2 separate regions of the Homo sapiens genome follow, and region 2 is linked to region 1. A link is a loop called in an ENCODE intact Hi-C map of the cell type or tissue named here. Cell type or tissue: Calu3. All regions are shown on one strand. Each heading gives the region's core, and the rest is flanking DNA. Links, peaks and the distances in the headings are about the cores only.

The links. Peaks named below come from ENCODE experiments on the same cell type or tissue, not always from the same donor. Only the 100,000 strongest peaks of a DNase experiment are listed, where the experiment ranks them.
Region 2: it touches region 1 in a loop (7-fold over the local background); 2 of 110 quality-filtered maps call a loop at or near these places.

Annotation. Positions count from the first base shown.
Region 1 is chr20:58,011,305-58,023,228 of GRCh38, forward strand. No RefSeq gene overlaps it. Among named protein-coding and RNA genes, the nearest start is that of LINC01742, 13 kb to the left of the region's middle. RefSeq lists a silencer at 10,270-10,439. In Calu3, for the core only: no CTCF peak of the experiment used is centred there; DNase peaks (open chromatin) are centred at 3,447, 6,017, 6,517, 6,617 and 2 weaker places.
Region 2 is chr20:58,079,853-58,091,776 of GRCh38, forward strand. No RefSeq gene overlaps it. Among named protein-coding and RNA genes, the nearest start is that of CIMIP1, 65 kb to the right of the region's middle. In Calu3, for the core only: a CTCF peak has its summit at 7,603 (motif pointing left); DNase peaks (open chromatin) are centred at 5,309 and 7,599.

The sequences.
Region 1 (11,924 bases), core at 2,174-10,173:
CTAAACAGACCCGCTTCCCAGACCCCGGGCTCTCTTTCCTCTCTCCTGTCACTGTGCAGGTAACTGGGCTCCCTGATGCTGTGGTGTTTCTGAAATACTTCGATGTAGTCAAAAATCTTCATTGAGTCCCTACTGTGTGCCAGGCTCTGAACTCAGTGCTGAGGACATGAAATGGGCAGAAGGGGCCTGCTCCCACAGCGTCCTGGGCTGGGACAGACACATTAGGAGTTAAGGACACTTACTAGAGTGAGTATGTGCTGAAGGCCATAAGCAGGTGGAGATGAAAGGGAGGAGCAGGGGTGGGCGCCATTGTAGAGAGGGGCTGTTTGGGACCCACTTGGAAAGAAGGGCCGGGGCCCCTGAGGAGGTGGCATTTGGAGGAGGAACAAGAATGAGCTCAGCAGAGGCAGCGAAGCTGTTTCCAAGGGCCAGCCAGTGCAAGGCTCCCAAAGTGAGCAGAGGGTGATGCATTTGGAGAAGTAACAGGAGGTCACTGAGGCAGGACACAGGGCAGGGGAGGTGACAAGGGGCCTTCCAGGCCAAGGACAAAAGAAGCCCCCTGAAGGGTGGGAAACGCAATGCACATCCTTGCAGTGGGTTAAGCCGTGTCCTTCCAAACAGACGTCCAAGTCCCAACCTCCAGCACCTGTGATTGTGACCTTACCTGAAAATAGGGTCTTTGCAGATGGAATTAAATCAAGGATCTCAAGAGGAGATCATCCTGACCTTCAGGGTGGGCTCTGAGTCCAATGGCAAGTGTCCTTGTAAGAGACAAAAGAGGAGAGACACACAGAGAAGGGAGGCCTCGTGACGATGGGAGCAGCGGTTGGGGTGATGCAGCCGCCAGAACAGGCCAGCAGCCACAAGAGGCCAGAAAGGGTCTGTCCCAAGAGGCTCGGAAGGGGGCTTGGCCCTGCCCACACCTTCATCTCAGACTCTGGCCTCCAGAACTGTGAGAGGACAAATGTCTGTTGTTTTAAGCCACGCAGTTTGTGGACATTTTTTATGCAGTCTTGGAAGCTAAAACGATGTTTAAAAGCTCTGGCTGAAATAGGCAGAATTGGTTGTGGGGCAGGGGAGGAAGCGGGAGCCGCCTGCGAAGCCAGGACCCCTGGAGCAGGATGGCAGCTGGAATCCAGGCAGTGACGGGGAAGGGAGGAGAGTGGAGATGGAGATATGCCTCAATAATAGTGAAGCTGAAATTTTACATCCCCACCCCCTGCCCAGCACCTTGCTGTAATGGCCTTATTCAGATTTTCATATTTAATTCTGTATTAAACCCAGGTGTCAGTGACCATCACCATCACCATTTTATAGACGAAGAACCAAAGGAACAGAGAGGTTCGTTAACATCTCCCAAGACCACACAGCTAGAGGCAGCAAGGCACAGATTGCAACCTAGGCCAGAGGATCAAAGGACCACGTATTTAGCCACCCCAAGCTCACTGTCATGCAGTCAAATTAACAGCACTTGCTGGGGGTAGAGGTGGGTGGATGATGACAGAGAAGAAAACAAGAGCCGCTAAGTGGGTGGCACTGCTTGGAAGACTGCGGGGTGGACAACCTGTCTGTCTCCAGGAGGAAAATGGCCATTTCCTTCCCAGGACGCCCATTGAGCAGGAACTTTCTGGAGCTGGGTCCTTCAAGATGGGCCTCCCACTCTCCACGTTCTGCCATTCGGAGCAGGCAACCTGCTGCGGTTGTATTAATTATGTGATGGCAAATGAAAGCCCCCAGCTGACCCACCGGGATCATAAATAACGCTGGCAGAAAATGGATTTGGGCCACGTGTCTCAGCAGCAGCTTTTTGTGGCATGAAGGTTGGATCTTTTCCATTCTGGGACTGGTGTTTGCTTAGCTGGGAAACCACTCGTCTTCCTGTTCCAGTTCTCCCCGTAAGCATTCTTTTCCCCTTTTTAAACAACAATAGGGGTTACTATGGAAATCAGAGTAATTTTCATCCCAATGTAGTCCAGATAAACTATCAGGCATTTGCGGCCACCTTGCCTGCCACCCGTGCTCTGGTCTCATGACTAGACAATTTGGGAACGTCTGAGAAACTCACATTCTCTTGCATCGATTTCCTAAGTGGGTCAGAGCTTGGAGTTCTTGGCAATTAATGGCTGAGTTAGTGAAGGCAGAGCATAAAAATTTCATGAGCAAAATACGTCTTCCTTATTTTGAAACTTTAAAAAGCCCCACTCAGATAAATGACCCCTGTTGTACCTGAAGTACTGAGTAAATTAGGTGTAATTTTATTACAATATTGATTGCTGCCACCAGACATCTCGATTGTATTTTTTAGCCTTGATCAAAGGTGAAAATGGCATCTTTTAATCGAGTTGAAAAATGCAACTCTGTGGGAAGATGGAGCTGAGCTGAAGGAGGAAGGTGGAGGGAAGAGAGAAGTCTCAGACCCCCTGTTGGGGAAAATCCACAACTTTTCAGCAGAAACAGAGATTGTCAGCAATGGCTGCCAGTGAATAAGTATTCAGTGAATAATAGGAAAAGAATATAGTAGGCACTCAATAAAAACCGCACCCCTACTCTGTAAGCAAGAAGCTCTGAATATGACAAGAGAGGCTCTTAGAGGTGCTGGAAGTAATGAAAGTCTCCTTAGGGGCAAGAACTGCAGGAAAACGAAATGATTTCTTTTTTTTTTTTTTTTTTTTTTTTTGAGACAGTCTCACTCTGTTGCCTAGGCTGGAGTGCAGTGGCACACTCTCGGCTCACTGCAACCTCCGCCTCCTAGGTTCAAGCGATTCTCATGCCTCAGCCTCCCAAGTAGCTGGGACTATAGGCACGTGCCACCACACCTGGCTATTTTTTTTTTTTAAGTAGAGACTGGGTTTCCCCATGCTGGCCAGGCTGGTCTTGAACTCCTGGCTTCAAGTGATCCACCCACCTCGGCCTCCCAGAGTGCTGGGATTACAGGCATGAGCCACTGTGCCAGCCCACAAAAATCATTTCTTATGTCTCATGTGGCCCTGGCACAGAAGAAGTGCTCAATGAATATTTTTGGAATATTATTGCTGAACTTATGAGGTATAGAAATGACTGTTGGAGAGGGGTGTCTTTCAGGGACCCTTTCTCTGAAGGAAGAGTGACAGCTGCCCAGGTGAGAGCTGAGGTCAGGGCATGGGGATGGAAGAAGAATGTTCTAGGCCAAGGGAAGACCCTGCCGTTCATCGTGACTGCAAAGCAGACAGGGCCCTCGCGGTGAGATAACTGGCCCTTGTGACAATAAATGTTAGTGTAGCACATAAGGCTGAGAAGAGACTGCTCACCCCTGCAGGTCCAGCCCCACACAGAGCAGGGGACACATGCAGTTTGCTAAAGGGGAAAGAAAGAGACAGGAGAAAGAAGAGAGGGGAGGGAGGAAGCAGAGGAGAGGGAGGAGAGGAGCTCCTCTCGCTCTGAAAGTTCCTTCCTCATCTGTAGACAATTGCACAGCTAACATAACCTCTTTTGATGCAACTTAAAAGGAGGTTACTGTTTGAAGAATGATTGATGACGTCTCCTGTGGTTTACCTTTCCCAAGTGACTAATTGGGTGCATTCACCCACAGCACAGAGAGGCACCATTTGCCCTGAATGATTTCATGAACCAGAGAAGTTGAGGGGCTCGGGTCAATGGCTGTGGTGCATGGAAAGCCATGGTCTTCCCCTACCCCCAACCCCACCCTAAAAAAATCTCAGCTAGGACAGATTAATCACAGGAATTGACTGGCAGACGGGCTTCGTGTAGGAAGAAATGCCAGGAGGCTTTGGATAACAGGGGCTGGTGGAGGGGGGTCTCCCACCTGCAGAGGCCATGGTAAGTGGGAGGTATGATGTGCAAAATAGACACTTGGCCCAAGCCTCCATGCCCAAAAAGTCCCAGAGTACACTGGAAAGCTTCTCCACTTGAAGCTTTGCACACAGTCACAGAGCCACCCTGGCAGGACTGGAAGAAGAACATGTGTATAGTATGAACATCTCTAAACTCCATCCCACACCAGTATTTGCTAAGAATTCATTTTTTTTTTTGAGTGCTGCAATTATCTTGTGGACAGTGCAAATTATATCCAGGGGTGTGCTGGTGAACCAGCTCTCCACAATCAAGAAAGGGGAGATCCCCCTTCGTTTGTGTTGTTTGCCAATTACCATGGTGTAAATACTGCCACTATGGCTGATTGCAGGCCATTGATGGTTTAAGAACTAACACAAAAGTTTCCTAAATATTTAATAATCGACTCTCATAAGCCTCTTCAAGCTGGCATTATCTCAGTTTGTATATAAGTTATTATTTATTAAATGTGACCATATGAAGTATGCTGCAATTTTGCAACCGTGCATTGGTATTTCTTTATGGTTTTAATATACCAGGAGGCTCAAAAGATGGAAAGGGTGGTGTAGGGTCTCTTCGTCTCAGAAATCACATTTGTAAAATCCTCTCTGCTCTGCTCTGTTCAATCTGGTGCCTAAACCTGGAAAGTGATTTTTCACCATCTCTACCTTCCTGCCCATCCTTCCCTCCTTTTACAAACATTTATTAGGCCGCTACTCTGCCGCCCCACATCCTCCATGAAAATGTCCCTCATCCAGTCAGACGTGGTAAATATCTCAGTCACTCCTGTCTTCCTTCTCAGCATTCTAGGTTTTACCCTAGAGACCAACCGCTCATTCATTCAAGAAATGTCAACTAGAAATTTATTCTGTACTGGGCACGTGCTAACTGCTAGAGCAAAAATAGAGTTATCTTGTTTTAAACAAACTTTTTGGAGAATACAATAATAATACATATTCACAGATGAGCATTTGGAAAATGTAAAAAAGAATACAAAATCATCTCATAACCTGTAATTCCATTATCAGAGATAATGGCGGCTGATGTTTTGGTGTGTTTCTATTCAGTTATTTTTCCTTGTCCAATAAACAAGGACACAAGAATTTTTTTATAAAAATGATCATAACCATTTAATAATACAATACAAACCTTTCTACATCATCACGTATTTTTCTGTACGATATAATTTTAATAATTGTACAATATTCTATTGTCTGGTTGTGTTATGATATACACCCAATCTCCTTTGTTAAACACTTCGGTAATACTCAATTTCTTATTCTGAATATTCTGAATCATTCTGCAATAAAAATTCTCTGATGAATGTCTGCACATGCCCATGATTAATTACATAGGACAAATTCTTGGAAGAATAGTATTTTCCAGGTCTTTTATGGTTTTTCTTTTTGGCCCAATAGTTGTTTAGGACATAATTTTTTAGTTTGGTTTGTTGTGTTTTATTTATAAATCTTAGATTTTTAGCATACTTCTTACCAAGATTAACATAGTTACAAAACTTTCCTCAAATCATAAATGTCAGCCCAATGAATTTGTATGTAATAAACATGCCCTTATAACCGGTGCATAGATATAGGAATAAAATATCACCATCTCCTCAGAAACCCCATTGGTGTCCCTTCTAGAAATTCTCTATACCCCATCCAAGGATAACCATTATCATGAATTCTAACAGCATAGATTAGTTTTGCCTGTTTTTGAACTTTATGTAAACAGAACCCTAAAATACAAATGCTTTTGTGTCTGGTGCTCTCGATCTACCCTACGCAGGCAAGATTCCCCTACATTGCTGGATGTGGCTATGTGTGTCAACTTTCCTGAGTAGTTGCATTGTGTTCTGGTGGATGAAAAAACCCATAATGTATTTGTCCTTTTACTGTTGATGAAAATCTAGGTAGTATCACCCATCTGGGTGGTCTCATCTTCACCCATCTATAGGATCAAATTTATTAATTAAATTATATAGAGCTTCTCTAGGTATACTTTCATAGTTTTGTCTCTAGATCTTTGAAAATTAAAATGGAAAGAGGTATCTAAAATCTCCCACTGTATCGTATCACAGAGGTGAAGGAGTCGGCCCAAGACCACACTATCCAGAGAGGTCAGGAGGCGTTTGGACTCAGCCACCCGGCCCCGGGCAGCCGAGGTTAACGGAACCCAGCGCCCGAGGCTGTTGTGAGGATGAAACATGATCATGGAATCTGAAAACTCAGCCTGACGTGGAAAACATGATTGCCTGTTAAGCACCGGCTGCTCATTTTCATCTTCTGGGTGAAATGCTCAAAGGGACTGGATGAATACTGAGTGAGTAAGGAATAAATGAATGAATGAACAAATGAATCCGAATGCCCTCCAATGTGCGTATGTGCCTGGGTCTGTTGCAGAAAGCCGCCTTTGTTGTCTAGACAAGAAGAGATGTTTGCTTTGTGAGCCCCTGGTGGGTCTGCGGAGGTGGCAGCCCCTGGGGGCAGCTGGACCTTCCCCTGGGCCCCCCACCAGGGTGACTGATGAGGCTGAAGGGGATTTTGCCAGCAGCTGCGGCTGCCAGCCCAGCCTGCCATGCAGACCTGGTGCTCTGGGCTCTGGAATGAAAGCACAATAGTGGCATTGTCACCACTTCCCTGTTTCTTGATTGTCCCAGTTACTCATCAAGGATGTTGGCGAGCCCAGCCCGGAACACAGCGTCCTTGTCCCTTGATTAAGCAGCAGACACGCTCAGACAGTGGCCCTGCAGGAGGTGGTCGATGAATTCATCTCTTGGCCATTCAGAGAACCCAACAGCCACGGACTTGGGCAGAGATGGGTCAATGGGAGGTCATGCCGGGTGGTCCCCTCCAGAGGCCACCCCCAAAGGGAAATAATGACAGCATCCTCCCCCCAGGAGGTGCCCCAGACAAGGCTGATGAAAGGGGTGGCTCGGTGGCTTCCTGTGGAAAGCCCGCTCTGGGACAGACCCCTGTGTGAGAATGATCCTGCTTGCTGTTATCACTCCTTGATCAAAACCTTCAGTGGCTTCTCACAAGCAGAAGACAGTCAAAACGCCTCTCACAGAGCCCTCCGTGATTTGACCACAGATCTTCCCGCTCACGTTTTTGCTCACCGTGTTCTGCTCACACCTGCCTAATTTCTGGCCCTGGGACGCACCATGGTCTGTCCTTCCTCAAGCCTCTCCTTCCGCCTGGGTGGATCTCTGGGTCCACCCCGGCACCAGCTCTGATGGCCGACTCCTAGCCGGGGCTGCCTGGTTCACTTTCGGACCCTAACACGTGGAGTAGCACCTGCCCAGAGGAGGCACTGGAGAGACATTCACTCAGGCTACTTCCCAGCGCCTAGAGCAAGGCCTGGTACATACTAGGTGCTCAGCAAATATGGAAGGGAGAGGGGAAAACAGAAGGGAGGAAACGGTGGAGAGAAATTATCATGCAGCAACTTCAGAGACAGCAAGGGGAGTGGAACAGAGAAAGGGGTGCCTTCCAACAGGCACCTGGGACCCCCTTTGGGATGGGCCCCCTGTACACGCCCATACCACTCTCCAAGGCTGAAAGCATCTCGTCCTCCACTGCCAAAGCATTCCAGGAACGGGGCTGCACCCAGAGCAGCAGGAGGTACCATCCCCTCTCCTACCCTCACGTCCAGCTCTTCTCCCTGCTCCATGATCCACAGTGAGGGCCTCCCTCGCTTCAAGATAGTCCATGACTAAGGACCTGTGGGACCATCACATTTCTTCATCTCTTCAATACATCTTTTTGAAGGCCTGTGATGCCCCATGGATGGGGCGAGGCTCCGGATCAATGAAGGCAGGAAAGTCACACGTGGCCCCACCTGTGGCAAGCCCCCAGCCAGTGGAGCTGGGAACATACTGGACAGATGAGAGTCAGCCCATGTGTTCAGGAAGCCAATCTGATTTTTGTCATCCACTGGCCCTTTAAACTTGTCCACTGGGAAGGAGCCTTGTCCCTGACCAGATGGGAGCTCAGGCGATGACCATGACTTTGCTGGTCGCTTTCTAGCAGTAGACAGTCCTGTGGTCAGTGTGAGTCACAGACGGCCTCAGTCTAGCAGTGGAAAAAGTCCTGTCCTGAGTAAGAATCAAAACTTGCTCCTTGATTCAGCACAATTTGCTGCACGACGGGTGCCTGCGGTAAGCTGACTGCTTGCAGGGAAGTGGCCTGGACCTCCTCTCTTTGCCCACAGGCTTTCGTCCATCACTCCGACACAGCCTCCTCACTCGGGCTCAGGAGCCAGGCAGGGTCGGGAGGGAGACGAGGTGGACAGCTGCTCCCCCCCAGTCCCGTGTGTGACAGCTCTGAACTGCCTGGGACGCAGCAGAGCCTCCTCCGATGGACTGACGGCTCTGTGGGGATGAGCAGGGCCTCTCCTACCTGGCCGCACCCCTGTGGGCCATTGTCCCGGAGAGGAGCCCCTCTCTTTAAGGGGCTCAGTTGCCCAGGATGCATGCAGCATTGACCGTCTCTTGGAGGAGTTTCAGCTTTTCAGAAGCAGCCGCAGTTCTTCAACCCAGGCCCCTTTTGCCCTCAGGCATGAGTCCCTTGAGCCCTCCAAAGGCCGGGCGCGGACAGAGCTGTCTGCATGTTCCCACAAAACCCTCGCCAGGTATGAAGTGAGGGGATCACCACCCTCCCTCCTTGGAGCGGAGAGTGCTCTGTGCTCCTGCAACTCACAAAACCTTCTTCCCATCTCCACAGAATCAGGACACCTGGGTTCCCATCCCTTCTGCCCACACCAAGGCATAGCCTTCCACCCCTCTGAGCCTCAGTTTCCACTTCTATACCAAGGGAATGGCACTGCCCTAACCAGGCTCTGAGGGGCCAGATGGAGTCACGTGCACGCACACATGTCCTGTTTATTATTAGCGGAGGTGTGGTGTTGGCATGGTGTGAGGATGGAAGGAATTCTCAGGACCCTTCCAGGGTAAAGGAACAGAAACATCCCTGACCTTAGCCTGGCCTAAACTAGGGATTGGCTCCTGGCCCTGAATTCTCTGCAGACTCTGAACTCAGTGTGTGCCCAGCCTGAGCCATAGCCAAGAACCAGGTCCAAGTGCACTGAATATCTCCCAAGCTGGGCTGGACACCCTCCTGCCACGTCCAGCCCATTGTTTCAATATGAAGCAGAATGTCCCCCTCAGAACCTGGGGCTGTGTACATTTTGCAGCTCCAGAGCCACTGGCATCACACTGCAGACCAGAAACTTTCCATGGGAACCGTGGGAGCAGGAGGAAGACCAGGTGCTCAGCGGCCAGGGCAGGGCCATCCTGGAGCTCTCAAGCCCGGGCACTGGAGCCAGCCAGCCATGTGTCCCCTTCAAGAAGTCTCAGAATCCCAAATCCCAGCTGCAGCCTCTGGAGCTGGAAGACAGGTCATGTCTTAGTGAAGTTCTTTCCCTGAGACCCAGGTCATCCAGGACAAAAGCAGGAACTGGAATGAGACAGGAAAGGCGGTGACCCCCCAGTCCCTGGCTGTCCAGCCTTCAGGTCATCCATGGATGCTACAACATGTATTGAGCAAAACTCCAGGATGTGCAACTGGGGTAAAGCAGAAGCAGAACAGACAAGCCCCAGGGGATGTAGATGCTGCAGGAGTGGGCAACAGCCAGTAATCAGGAAGCAGATGCATTGACAAAAAAAATAGCAAGCAAGGCAAAGCAAACCCCACGCAGGAAGCACACAGGTGCGGCCCGAGTGACCACGGGGAAGGGGCTGCTTTAGCCGCCCATCGTGGGGGCCTCCTCCAAGCAGGTGGAATGTGATTCTGCAGCTGGAGTGATGAGAGGGCTGGCTAGGGGAAGACCCAGCCCGCAGTGGCAGATGTCCAGGCCAAGCAGCCAGCACAGGCAGACTGTGGGGTGATGAGGTGAGAGCTTGCAGGGGAAAGGCCTGGGCTGTGATGAGATGAAAACTTCAGATGAAAAGATTTTTTAAATTGCCCCCTTATTACTGTATCAGTCAGGGTTTGACCAGAGAAAGAGTCAGTAGGAGGCAGATATTAAGGGATTTATGCAAGGAGTTGGCTTTGGTGACCATGGGGTCTGGCCAGGCAAGTCCCGAGTCCATGAGACAGGCTATCAGGAACGGCTGTGACTCACAGGCATGGGCCCAGGCCACTGTCACAGGAGGAATTTGTTCTTCTTCAGGGGCCTTTGCCGGCTCCAAGGCCTTTCCACTGATCAGGCCCACCCAGGTCATCCAGGACAACCTCCTTTACTTGAAGTCAGTGATTATGGGCTTAAACCACAACTCTAACATCTCTCCCTGCAATGCTCAGCTGAGGGACTCATTGAATAACATGACTGTGGCCTCGAAGGATTCACATATCAAGCTGATCATCACAATTACCTGCCCAGAGCAATATTAAACACCACTCAGAAATTATGCACATGGTTTCAACCTTCTTTTTAAAGTCCAAGTTGTTCTGGACCTCCCTTTTGGAGAGGTCCCGGAGTGGCGCCCCGCCGCGGGTCAGTGACTTCCTCCAGTGGGGAGGCATCTGCCCTTTGTCCCACCCACAAGGCAGAATGATAGGCAGGGGCCGGGACCAATCCCCACCCTGTGACTTCCTTTGAGGCAGCTTCAGGGGTGGGGCTGTCCAGTTCCCCTGAGGTCACATTAGGAATGCCAGCAAGCCCTCCACGTGGCTTTGGCTGGAATATTCTGGAAAACATGTTCATCACTGTCAGTGGGACTTTCTTAAGAATCATAGAAAATTGATGCTTCCCATGGTGGAGGGAAAACTCATGAATTTGATGGTGAGATTAGAGGAGTTTCAGACTGTAATGGCTACTTTTTTTTACAATTTGAAATATTTATTTAGACCAAGAGAGGAAATCACTACATGTTTTGCAATATTTACAAGTTAGCAATATCACAAAATGTAGTGGGGAAAAAGAACAATTTTTCTTAATTACAGCTCTGTAATGCTTTTTTCCTACTTTTCTTTTGGTTGTATCACGTTGTCTCTTCATTTGGCAATTTTGTAATATCCTTTCCCATAGAAGAATTTAAAGATAATTCAGAGTATCCTCTAACGTAGTTGATGGAAATTTGCTTTTTAGTTTTGATAGTTTATAGGAGTTTCTTTCAAATTCTCAACTCTTTACTAGCAATATAATGTAATTTTTACGATTGCTGTTAAATTTGGGGAAACCTCTATTGAGTTTCTTTCCTTGCTGAGCTAGGATTTCAGGGCATTTCAGATTTGCCATGGTGTGAGTTTTCTTAAATATTATTTGAATTGACAACATTCAGATTATTCTCAGATTATTCTCAGAAGATGTACACTGGTTAATTTTATGTGTCAACTCGACTAGGCTAAGGGAGACCCAGACAGCTGGTAAGACATGATTTCTGGGTGTGTCTGGGAGGGAGACGAGCAGAGCATCAGAGAGGAGCATCTGAATCTGTAGACTGAGAAAAGATTTGCTCTTTCCCAAGCAAGCAGGCAGCATCCAATCCATCCAGGGCTGGAGTAAAGCAAAAGGTAGAAGAGGGGAAAATTCACTGTCTCCCTTGAGCTGGGACGTCCACCATCTCCCGCACTCAGACGTTAGAATCCCGATGCTTTATTTAGCCTTTGGACTCAGACTGGGATTTACACCATTGGAGCCCCTGTTCTCAGGCCTTCGAGTTGGAGCTGGAACCACACCACTGGCATTCCTGCTTCTCCAGCTTGCAGTCAATCCTGGTTCTGTTTTTTTCTGGAGAACTCTGACCAATGCACAGGTCAACAAAGAAAAGTTCTTCCTCAAAAGCCCACACTTTCATGTTTGTTATGCATGTTATCTGTTGATTTAAAACAGATGGGCAAGATATCCTCAAGGAATTTGGAGAAATATTCTTTTATCCAACCCACTAATGTAAAACCAACTAAAGAAGCTGATGGCCTTTAGTTTTAAGACCATTTGGTGTGGAGGTCCCATAAAATGCTCCAGAAAAATAACATTTAGTGTAGTGAGAACCAGGACCTGCTGTTTCCAGATGAGCCTACCTTTTCTTTGGCCATTTAAAGACTTCCATTTCCAAATCGTAAACCGATCTGGAACTTGTGTAATATATTTGTCTA
Region 2 (11,924 bases), core at 1,903-9,902, 68 kb after region 1:
ATCTCAAAAATAAAATAAAACAAAATAAAGCAACCCACACTTTTTATGTTACAGGTCTGGAGGTGAGAAGCTCAAAATGCGGCCTGCAGGCTAAAATGAAGGTGTCAGCAGGGCTGCACTCCTCTCTGGAAGCTCCAGAACAGAATCCCTTTGCCTTTTCCAGCTTCTAGAGACCATCCGCTTTCCTTGGCTCATGGCCCCTTTCTCCTCCTGCAAAGCCAGAAATGTTGAATCTCTCGGAATATCTACCATAGCCACAGCTCCATCTGACCACAGCCACAAAAGATTCTCCACTTTTAAGGACCATTATGATTATACTGGGCCACCTGGATCAATGCAGGGTAATCTCCTCACTTCAAGATCGGTCACTTAGCAACCTTAATTGAATTTGCAACCCAAATTCTCCCTTCTGCGGTATAAAGTCACATATTCACAAGTTCCCAGGATTAGGTCATGGTTGGAGGCCATTCTTCTCGCTACCACATTGCAGTTCACTGTAACCTTTGCATCAAATTGGGCATTACTGTGAGTTCTTGTGCAAGTGTTGGGCAAGTGTACCATTTCTAGCATCTCACATAAACACATCACCCACCTAGTTGGTGTCAATGGATTGGTTCCAGTGGGATGATTATTTTTCTGTGGACAAATGTAACATTGTAATATGTTTATTTAAATATATTATGCAGACTTACAAGTTACAGCGATATCTGTGTAATTAAATTGAAATTCTTATTATTTTGACTTTGATATAAACTGTTTTTCTAGTTTCAAAAAATAAATATGGACAAAATTTGAGATTTAAAATACAGGAATGGTACTGATACAGAATCAAATGGAGATGCAGAACTATAAAGAAAACCAGAGATACCACAAATTTCATGGTGAGTGGCAATTATAGTTTGTTTCTGCAGGAAGAAAACAAATAGCTTTTTATCTGTTGGATTAAAGATAATAAAATGAACACTAGTCACAGACATTCTTATCAAATACATAATGAATTTGAAAATACGTTTTCTTTCAATAGTCAGAAAGAATCAACAAAACAAGTCAACTAAAATCAGAAGGAAATGGCCAATAAAAAAATTGTAATGAATTTTCACTTCGTAACTTTGGCCAGCTAGGAAATAGTTAGAATGCTTGCTCAGAAGAGGAAAAACTTTTTTTTTTTTTTTTTTTTTTTTTGAGACAGAGTCTTGCTCTGTTGCCCAGCCTGGAGTGCAGTGGTGCGATCTCGGCTCACTGCTAACTCCGTCTCCCAGGTTCATGCCATTCTCCTGCCTCAGCTTCCCGAGTAGCTGGGACTACAGGTGCCCACCAGCACGCCTGGCTAATTTTTTTTTTTTTTTTTTTTTTTTTTTTGAGACAGAGTCTTGCTGTCACCCAGGCTGGAGTGCAGTGGCGCGCTCTCAGCTCACTGCAGGCTCCACCCCTCCAGGTTCACGCCATTCTCCTGCCTCAGCCTCCCGAGTAGCTGGGACTACAGGTGCCCGCCACCACGCCTGGCTAATTTGTTTGTATTTTTTAGTATAGACAGGGTTTCACCGTGTTAGCCAGGATGGTCTCGATTTCCTGACCTCGTGATCCGCCCGCCTCGGCCTCCCAAAGTGCTGGGATTACAGGCATGAGCCACCGCGCCCGGCAAGAGGAAAAACATTTTTAAATGGAGACTTTTGAAAAAAATTATTTCAGTATAAGAATTTTGTTACAGTATAAAGAACAGACTAAAAAATTTTTTCTTGAAGAGTATAAGATCTTCACTTAAACCAACAAATGACCATCGACTCAAAATCTTTTTGAAAATATCAAAAATAAATTGATTATTTGAAAAACTTAAAATATTTTAGCCTCAGATAGTTGCACTGCCCAATTAACACTTTGAGTAAATTTCATCTCAAAGGATTTTCAAATTTAAGAGGGAATGTTGTCCATTCACGGCTTAAAACATTGAACTCATGGCATAGATAATTTTGTATCTTCTACATCTGTCAAAGAAGAATTTCAGCTAGAAATGAGAAAATTAGTTTCTATCATGACAGATCAGCTATCTTAGATCAAAAATCCAGATTTGCTGGAATATTGAAAGAAGAGACTGCTATTTCCCTTAATGCTTCATTCCACAGTATGGTACATATTAAAAACATTTGTGTCCAGTCTTCTGAAACAGACTCTAGGAAGTGCCATGGATATAGTGGTTAAAATCATTTAGTATTTTTATGTGCAAGGGCTATGAATCATCATGACTTTATGGCTGAAAATAGAAGACAACGAATTTAATGATGTTGTGTTCTTTCTTTGCTCATTGGCTGAGTTATGAAAGAGTTTTACAAAGATTTACTGTGGTGTTGACTTGAATTCAAGATTTCTTTGAAACAAAGGACATACTTGCCAAATATGCAATCAAAGACAAAAACCCCCGCCAGTTTGGTTTAACGTTTTCTCACTATTATCACACACATATGAAAGAGCTAAATTTGAAGCCCCAAAGAATGAAAGAGTTTATCAGTGACCTAGTCAGATGGGTAGACGAATTTATGCCAAAATTTGAACCTTTCATAATGCAAATCAATAATAATGATTTTCACATTTTTCCAACACAAATCAATATGTAGATTTTCATTGTAATTGGCAGCATTATGTAAATTGGCTGCAAAAGCTATCAGAAAAATTTGAAGAACATTTGGTTAATATTGATAAATTTTGAGGTTTTTTTTTTCAAATTTATGTGATGTCCCCTTTGCATTCAAGGTTAATAATACTGAGTTATCACAAGAGTTAGTTAATTTACTTAACTTGGATAGTTTGGAAACCGATATGCTTTGGCTTCAAAGTCAAATCACTTCTTCTAAACAACAAGATGAACCAGTTTTGGCAATGTGCATGGGAATGTTAAAGGAAAATGGTTTTTTTATGCACAATTCCAAACTTTAAATATGTTTGGAACAACATAAATATAGGAATCCACGTTTTCAATTGTCGATTTCAACTTTACAAAATCTAAATATTGATCAACTATTTCTGATGAAAATATAGTGGCTAAATTGAAATGTGCTATAACTGTAACATACACCGGATTTCAAAGACAGACAGAAAATATAAACTATGTTATCAATAATCTTTAAATTATTATATATTGATATGACAATATTTTGGATATAGATAAATTTTAAAAGTTAATTTCACCTGTTTCTAATTTTTTTGTCATGGATATTAGAAAATGCAGAATTATATGGTGGCTCACATTATATTCCTATTGAACCATGCAGAATTAGACTTTCTTTTCAGAGAAACTGAAGCTTGCAAAAAGATGCTCTTCTTTCCTTTGATTCTTCATTTCCATGCATCCAAGTCCATTTTAATAAAGCTTACAAAATGATGACCAAATCTATCAGCAAATTTGATTTCATCCATGTTAAGTGTAAAAAAAGGTACTCATTGTTGGCATAGAAAAACTCAGAAATTACACAAAACGTTCAATTATTGGCCCCCCTTTAAAAAGTCAGGTCTGACCAGCTTGGGCCCGTATTTCCAAGTAGTGATACCTGCCCAGGGCCCATCTGCCCCTCCCTTGCCCAATGTGGTTGTTTGCAAGCCAGTTTATCACAGTTGAGTGTTCAGAGTCAATTTTCCATATTTATAACATTAGAGAAAGTCATCTATGATCTCCCTAGATTTTTAAATATTTTCTTGTCATTTTAAAAATATTATGCATACTTGTGATGGTAAATCTTTTCTCATTTTTTATGATGCAAATATTTGTTTTATTCTTTTTATTGTACAAACGTATGAGGTGGTTGTCTATTTTATTTGTCTTTTGAAATAAGCAACTATTTTGTGTTTGTTTGCTTAGAGACAGTCTCACTATGTTGTTTAGGCTGGCCTTGAAGTTCTGGGCACAAACAATCCTTCTGCTTCAGTCTCTCAAGTAGGTGGGACTATGTGCACTCACCACCCTGCTCGGCTTCTGAAATAATCAACTCTTTATTTTACTTATCAACTTTACTATTTTTCCTAATAAATTTCTGCTTTACTCTCTAATAATACAACTTTCTGTTTTCTGCTTTATTTATAGTGTTTTCTATACTCTTTAGTTTAATTATTAGTCATTCATAGCCCCTCATTCTTAACAATAAAAGAATTTTGGGATATAGATTTTCCTCTGAATATGGCTTTGGCTACATCCAAGATGTTGCTGTAATATATCAATATTTGATAAATAATATTGATATAAAATTTAAGTTTCTATTTTCTCCTTGATTTAAAAATTATTTAGAAGAGTATGCTTTAAAATTTCCCAGTGAAATTATCAATTTGTTAGAGAAAGGACAGTGGTGAATTCATACAAAGGAGCACTATGCAGCAATAAACAATGGGACTGATATACACAACAGCATATGTGAATGTCGCCAACACTATATTGAGTAAAGGAAGCTGACACAATAGACTACAGGCCATATAATTCCATCTGTGAAAGATTCAAGAGCAGACAAAGCTAATCTATAGTGACTGCAGTCGGAATAGTACAGCGGTTGCCTCTTGGAAGGAGGCATTAGCTGCGAAGCAGTGCATGGGAAGCTTCAGGAGGTGTTCTGGGTGGCTGTACATGTGTAAAAATTCACTCAGGTGTATACTTAACACTGTGCACTTTACAGTACAGAAGATGTGCTTCCATTTTAAGAATCTAGTTTTCTTACAAATATCATAAAGCATTATTGGCAGAAAATTTGGCCCGTAAGTTACATCCTTTCCAGAATTTGTTAACATTCTCCTCTTGGCCAGAGTAATGGACTCTGTTGGTTCCTATTCAGCATCCTTCTCCCCTTCCTCCTTCCCCTCCCACCCCTGACACTACTCCAGATCCCCTCCCTCCACACAGCCCGTGGGGAAGCGGAGCCTGCCCCAGCTCCCCGGGTGGGACTTGAGTGGTCTTGGTCAATCATGACGATTCGATCTGTCTTGCCCATGGCTTCCAGGTGAAACCAATCTGTGCATTGTCTTGGGCAACTCTTCTTGATTCAAGGGTGGGCGTTTGATATCAGTAACCCAATCTGACTAAAGAGAAGGACTTTTATTGCATGGTTGAAGAAATTCCTTTTTTTCTTCCAGTGGAAGAAAACAAGGGAGGCCCTGTCTCAGTTGCTCCACCTCACCACAGCCAGCCTTAAGAGAGAGGCCGAGGGCCCCTGCTGGTGCCCACCCTGGTGCCCACCCTCCCTTGACCTCCTGGACATGGGTTTCTACATTTCCCCATGACTTAAACTGCCTGAGTCAGAGTTTCTGTTTGTGGCAGTAAATAATCTACTTGTGAGCCAAGAACACGACTAATATCAAAAATGTTCCGTGCGCCCAGGAGAAGAATGGGGCTGTTTCTTTGGAACAGAGTTGTATTGACATTTCATAAATCAAGCTTGTTCATTGTGTTGCCCACATTCCTTATCTGCTTATTTGTCCACGTGACCTATCCAATTATGAGAGGGGAAAGTCAAAGTCTATTGCTATGATTGGGGCTTTGTCGAGATGGTGCATTATAGTCTTTGCGCCCAGTGAAACATTTGGCCGATTAAGATTTGGGCCCGCTATGTCTGCTTGGTGGATTATAGATTTTGTCAGTAGAAAGTATTCCTCGGCTTACCATTTCCTGCCTGTGGCCTTCAGTTTTGCTTAATCTCATTGTCACATTTCATCCCTGCTTTCGGCTCCCCTCATGTTGTCCCACTTACCAGAGCTCCTTTCTTTATTATGAACCTTTCTGGGTCAGGTTATTTGGGCTGTGTCTTGTGAACGGTTTAGAGTTGGCTTTTGCTTTTTAAGTCAAATCTGAGAGACTATATCTCCACCTGTTTGATAATATATGTTTACCATCTTTTTTTTATTATTTTTTTCCTTTTTTAAAATTGCATTGAAGTTAGTTTTCATTTTCTCCCATTTTCCTCCTGGACATTGGCAGTTTGATCGCCGCTGGCCTTTAAAACTTTACCAAACGTATCTAAATCTATGGTTCTCTGTTGCTATCAAAAAGTTTTGAAGATTTATTTCTTTCGTACTGTCCCCTAAGGCAAGCCCTCTGGAAGCTTCCCAAGAAAATCGTTTAAAAATGGCCCCCTCCTCTCCAGATTGTCAATTCCTACCCTCTTCCCTGATTTACTTTCTCAAAAAAACTTATGGCCAACTGGCCTGCTGTAGGTTACCTTATTTTTTCTTGTTGTTCTTTAAAATTTTTTTTATTTTTCTAGATTTAGGGGCTACAAGTGCGATTGTTACATGGATATAATAATGCACAGTGGTGACATCTGGGCTTTTCATGTACCACACCCAAATAGGCACCCCACAGGTAATTTTTCATCCCTCATCCATTCCCCACTCGTCCACACTCCCCAGTCTCCAGTGTCCATTATTCTGCTCCATATGTCTGTGTGCACACATCGCTTAGCTCCCACTTATAACTGAGAACATGTGGTTTTTGACTTTCTGCTTCCAAGTCATCTCACATTGAATAATGGCCTCCAGTTCCATCCACGTTTCTACAAAAGACATGATTTCTCTATTTTTTATTCAATTGCCTTATTTTGTTTGCTTTCTCTCCACACTAGCTCCATGAGGGTGAGAATATCTATTTTTTTCAGAGCCTGTTATAGCCCCAGGGCCCGGCATAATGCCTAGCACATAGTAGGTGTTTTATAAGCATATGTTGAATAACTGAATGCCTTTTCTTCTCTCTTCCCAGGTTATAAGCCATGTGGAATTTCAATCTCAAGATATTAATAATTTTTTATTTGTTTATGTAACTTATAGAACAAGCTACAAGGTCAGTACAAGCACTATAACCATTTGGTAGATGAGAAAACTTAAACTTAAAAAGGTTACATCATTTCAAGATGGCATAGCTTAGAAATGACCAGGGTGAGACTTGAACTCACATCTGCCCAATAGTAAAGTTTGCCTTCTTACCCTCCGTGTCTGGATCACACATACACCTGGCATTGTAAATGCTTTCTTGGCATTACCTCCCAGCTCAGGTGGGGAAAACACGGGGTGAGGCCCGTGAAACCATCCTGACCGATGCTACCCCTTCCTCAGAGTCCAACTCGAATGCCTCCTCCTCAGCGATACTGCTTCAGGTCCCGTCGGTGAGAATAAATCTGACCTTGTTACCTTTTCTTTGTTGCCTTCATCAACTTCTGACTTACATTACAGCTGTGTGAGCATCATCCGCTCACCAACTAAACCGTGTCCTCCATGAGGGGCCCCATCTAATGCCTCTGTCTTGCCCACTGCACCAGGGGCAGTACCTGGCATACAGTAGGCACTCAAGCAATGCAGGTGAATTGAATTGCTGAGGTGTAATACCAATGGCCCTGGCCCATCCAGACCAAGATCTACCTCCTCCAGGGAGCCTTCCTGGACTACTTCTAGCCGAACCCCAGCTCTCTTTATCTGGCCTTTAACTGATGTGAAATTTAATTCCATGAATTGTAGTGTGTGGTTGTTCTTGGATGGAAGAAGAAACACCAACCAAATAAAAGAGTCTGACTGCAAAGCCCCTGGAGAAAGGAACAATGGATGCCCGGGAACATCGTCTCTCAAGTGCTGTCCCCTTGTGGCCAGAGCATGGAATTCCAACCAGCAGGCAACCAGCTCTAAAGCTAATTACTCTGATTTCCTTCCCAGCTAGCCAGCCCAATGTTGGGCCAATGAATCATTAGACATCATTACATTCTTTAAAAATCCCTACTACTGTTCACCTGGAGTTCCCCGCCGTACTTAGAGTTGCCCATGTCTGATGCAGCTCAATTGCAAACCAACCAGTGTCTGTATCTGTAGCATCTGTGATTGTGACTTCAAATTTGCCACTCATATTTCAAAGTGCTCTTTGTTTTCTGGGAGATACAATAGTGTGGGGGCAGCTACAGTTCCTGTATCCGTGAGATTACATGTTAGTGGGGGATACAGGTACTAAACCAGTAACCCCAGAAGCAAGCAAGCTCATTATCGTGAGTTGTGAAACCTGCCGTTGACTACAGAAAGCAAGGGATGTCTTGACTGCCCTAAATCATGGTGCTCTCCATTCTCCTCTCTGATGGGAGGCTGGATCTCAGTCAGATCTCCCTGGGAAGAGAGGTCAGTACTGAGCAGTTCAGAGCCCAGACTCGGGGGGCAAACTCTAATCCTTGTTCTGCCTGTTACAATTTATTTGACCTTGGGGAAGTTATTCTGAAAAACCAGAATATCCTGATTTGCATAATGAAAATAATAATAATGCCCACCTCATAAGGTCCTTCAGAGTAGAAAATGAAATCTTACTTTAATGCCCAGGGAGCACTGACTAAGTGTAGCTCCTATTTGACTCATGTGCACCCGCGGTGCTGCATGGAAGGAGCTGGTCTGGATCCTTTCTAACTGGCCCACTAGCGTTTATGTGCAGACGGGTTGTGTTCTACAAGGGCAGGGTAACACCTGCAAACCCCCGTCCTCTCTGGAGGGTTGGTAGGTCAGCACTAAGGACAGTGCCATGCATGAGGAGACATTATCAGTGTCCTGCCCAATATCCAGATTCCTTCTTCTTGGAGAACAAGTTCCAAGCTGGATTCGGGTAGTAAAGGCCCACATGGGCCATGATCTGTCTAAGCTGATCCGAGATCCTGCTTCCCTCTTTCCCAGCCTCCCTGGCAGCTGGGAGTGGCCATGTAACTCAGTTCTAATAAAAGTCTGATGGTAGCTTTTCTGGGAAAGCTTTTTTCTGTTAAAGGAGTGATGGGCCTAGCACAGCTCTTCCCCTTTCTTCCACCTTGAACTCAGATGTGATGCCTGGAGGTATGGCCATCCTCATGTGACCCTGAGGCAACAAGCATGAGGAAGGAAAGCCAATATGCTCAGAAGGGTGAAACAAAAGATAGGAAAGGCCGGATCCCTGAGGATGTGCTGGGCAACCGAGCCCAGAACCAATAGCCCACCTATCCACGGCCTCGCTGTGTGAGGCAGTCAGGGCAGGCGGATTCTCCAGGGCCTGCAGTGGAATGCATCTTCAGGGATTTGCTTTGCGTGGCCCTTAAGCATCAGGTCTCATCTCAGGTTCTCAGCCTGCAGCTGAACACATCTTCAGGGATTTGCTTCGTATGGTCTCAAGTATCAGGTCTCATCTCAGGGACCTTTCTCAGAATGGCCCTTCCCTCTCAGGACCAATTCCAAGCCAGAGGAGAAGGTCATTCTTCTCTATTTGCTCAGAGAGTGGATGGACCATTAAGAACAGGAAACTTCTTATCAAGAGGGAACCTATCAGCCTAGACGTTTTCTACCTTCCCAGGTCCTGCATTGGACCAACCTGAAAGAAGATATCAGGGAAATTAAATATGGTGCTCTCATCCCTGCCCCCACACCAAGATTCATGATTGGAAACACAGCATAGGCCGAGCGCGGTGGCTCACATCTGTAATCCCAGCACTTTGGGAGGCTGAGGCAGGTGGATCACTTGAGGCCAGGAGTTGGAGGCCAGACTAGGCAATATGGCAGAACTCCCCTCTACTAAAAATAGAAAAAAATAAGCCAGGCACGGTGGCGAGTGCCTGTAATCCCAGCTACTTGGGAGGATGAGGCAGAAGAATCACTTGAACCCGGGAGGTAGAGGTTGCAGTGAGCCGAGATGGTGCCACTGCACTCCAGCCTGGGCAACAGAGTGAGACTCCATCTCAAGAAAAAAAGAAAGGAAAGAAGGAAAGAAAGAAAGAAGGAAAGAAAGAAAGAAAGAAAGAAAGGAAGGAAGGAAGGAAGGAAGGAAGGAAGGAAGGAAGGAAGGAAGGAAGGAAGGAAGGAAGGGAAGGAGGGAAGGAGAAAAGAAAAGAGAAAGAGAAGAGAAGAGAAAGAACACTCAGCATAGCAGTGACCACAGAAAATAATTCTGGGAAACGGTGGATTCCCGAATTCCTGTCTACCTTCACTGAAGGACTTACCACCCCTCTGTTCAGGGTTCTTGTTTATTTACTTATTTATTTATCTTTGAGACAGGGTGTCTCTCTGTTTCTCAGGCTGGAGTGCAGTGATATGATCATGGCTCAGTGTAGCCTCAGCCCCCTGGGCTCAAGCAATCCTCCCACCTCTCAGCCACCCAAGTAGCTCGGACTACAGGTGTGTGGCACCACACCCAGCTATTTTTTTGTATTTTTTGTAAAGACAGTATTTCACCATGTTGCATAGGCTGGTCTCAAACTCCTGGGCTCAAGTTATCCACCCGCCTTGGCCCCCCAAAGTGCTGGGATTACAGGCGTAAGCTACTATGCCTGGGCAGTTTATTACTTTTAAAAATTCATGGTGGTTGGCCAGCCACAGGAGCTGCAAAATTCCTAGAGCTGGAGGGAGCCATGCTGCAGAATTGTATTGCTATCATGCTTCAGAGGGGTAGGGTTAGCATACCCAGAGGGGCAGCCGAATCCCATGTGTCCTTCTGGTGTCATCACACCCAAACTCCCAGACTGCACTCCAGTGTGCTCCGTATCATGCCCTCAACTCCCTTCGCAAATCAGCCCTGGTCTCTGTCCTTGCTGCACTGGGCCATCCTTGGCTAGAGATACAGAATTCTTGGCCCCCAACCCAGTCCCAAACCTGACCCTCCCCAGCCCCATCACCATAATGGGCACCAGTACCTGCCACCCAAGAGTGGGCTGAACCACCCTTGAACCCCCTTAACCTCCCCACTATTATACATCCAGTTCAGTGTCAACTCCGCCCACATTACCCCAAAACATCCATCGAAATCTTCCCCTTCTCTGGAGCTCCATGGCTTATACCCCAGCCCAATTCACCAGCCTTGCTCACCCGGTTAAAGAGGCAGCTCTGGCTGTCTGCTCTCCTCCCACTGATGTCCCCACTGCAGCCAGCATGACTTTGTCTAACTCGGATCCAAACCTGTCACCTCCTGAAGCCCTCCAGTGGCTCTCACGGCACAGGAAATCCTGGGGCCTCTCTGTGCTCCCTCTTCCCAGGACCCAGGAGCCCACGTGATCTTGTTCCCTTCCCTCCTGCCCCTCCTGTCTCAGTCCATTCAAACTGCTACAACAAAACCATGGGCTGAGTGGTTTAAAAACAGAAACATTTCTCACGGTTCTGGAGGCTGGAAGTCCAAGGTCAAGGTGTCGGCAGGTTCAGTGTCTATTGAGAGCCTGATTCTTCATGAAGGGCCATCTTCTCTCTGTGTGCACGCACGGTAGAAGGGGCAAGGCAGCTCTCTGGTACTCACTTCCCAAGGCTGTACCTCCAAGTGCAATCACACTGGGGATGAGGTGTCAGCAAATGAACTGGAGAGTGAGAACACAAATGTTCAGTCTGTAGCGGCCACCATGGCCTCTGCTCGCTCTGCTCCAGCCACCTGGCTTTCCCTCCCTTCCTGGAACACACCAACTTCACTCCGACCACTATTCCCTCTGCCTGGACTTCTCCAGGAAGAGCTTTGCGTGACGAGCTACTCTGCCTCCTCCAAAACTCAGCCCAGGAGCCCCCTCGTGAACGCCTTCGCCAGCTGAAGTTGTCTTGTTTTTTAATTTATCTGATTTTGTCAGCTTTCTCCTGGACTCCCTGCCCTCAACAAGAATGTAAGGTCTTTCAGGGCAGGGATTCCACGAACCTGCTTTCTCAGGGCCTAGAACGTGGCTTGAAACACAGAAAGTGCTCAATAAATGCTCAACATGTCAATGACTATTCACATGGGAAAACATGCAAGAAATCTGACTTAAGAAGAAACCTACAATATGCCAGTTACATTTAAATTTCAGATAAACAAATATTTTTAGTATGAGTATCTGCCATACGTATACTAAATATTTGGGACATCCTTATACTAAAAAAAAAATTGTTGATCTGAAATTGAAGCTTAACTTGGCATCCTGGGTTTTACCTCTGACAACTCTAATCTAATAGAACCATCCATTTTATGCTAAAGA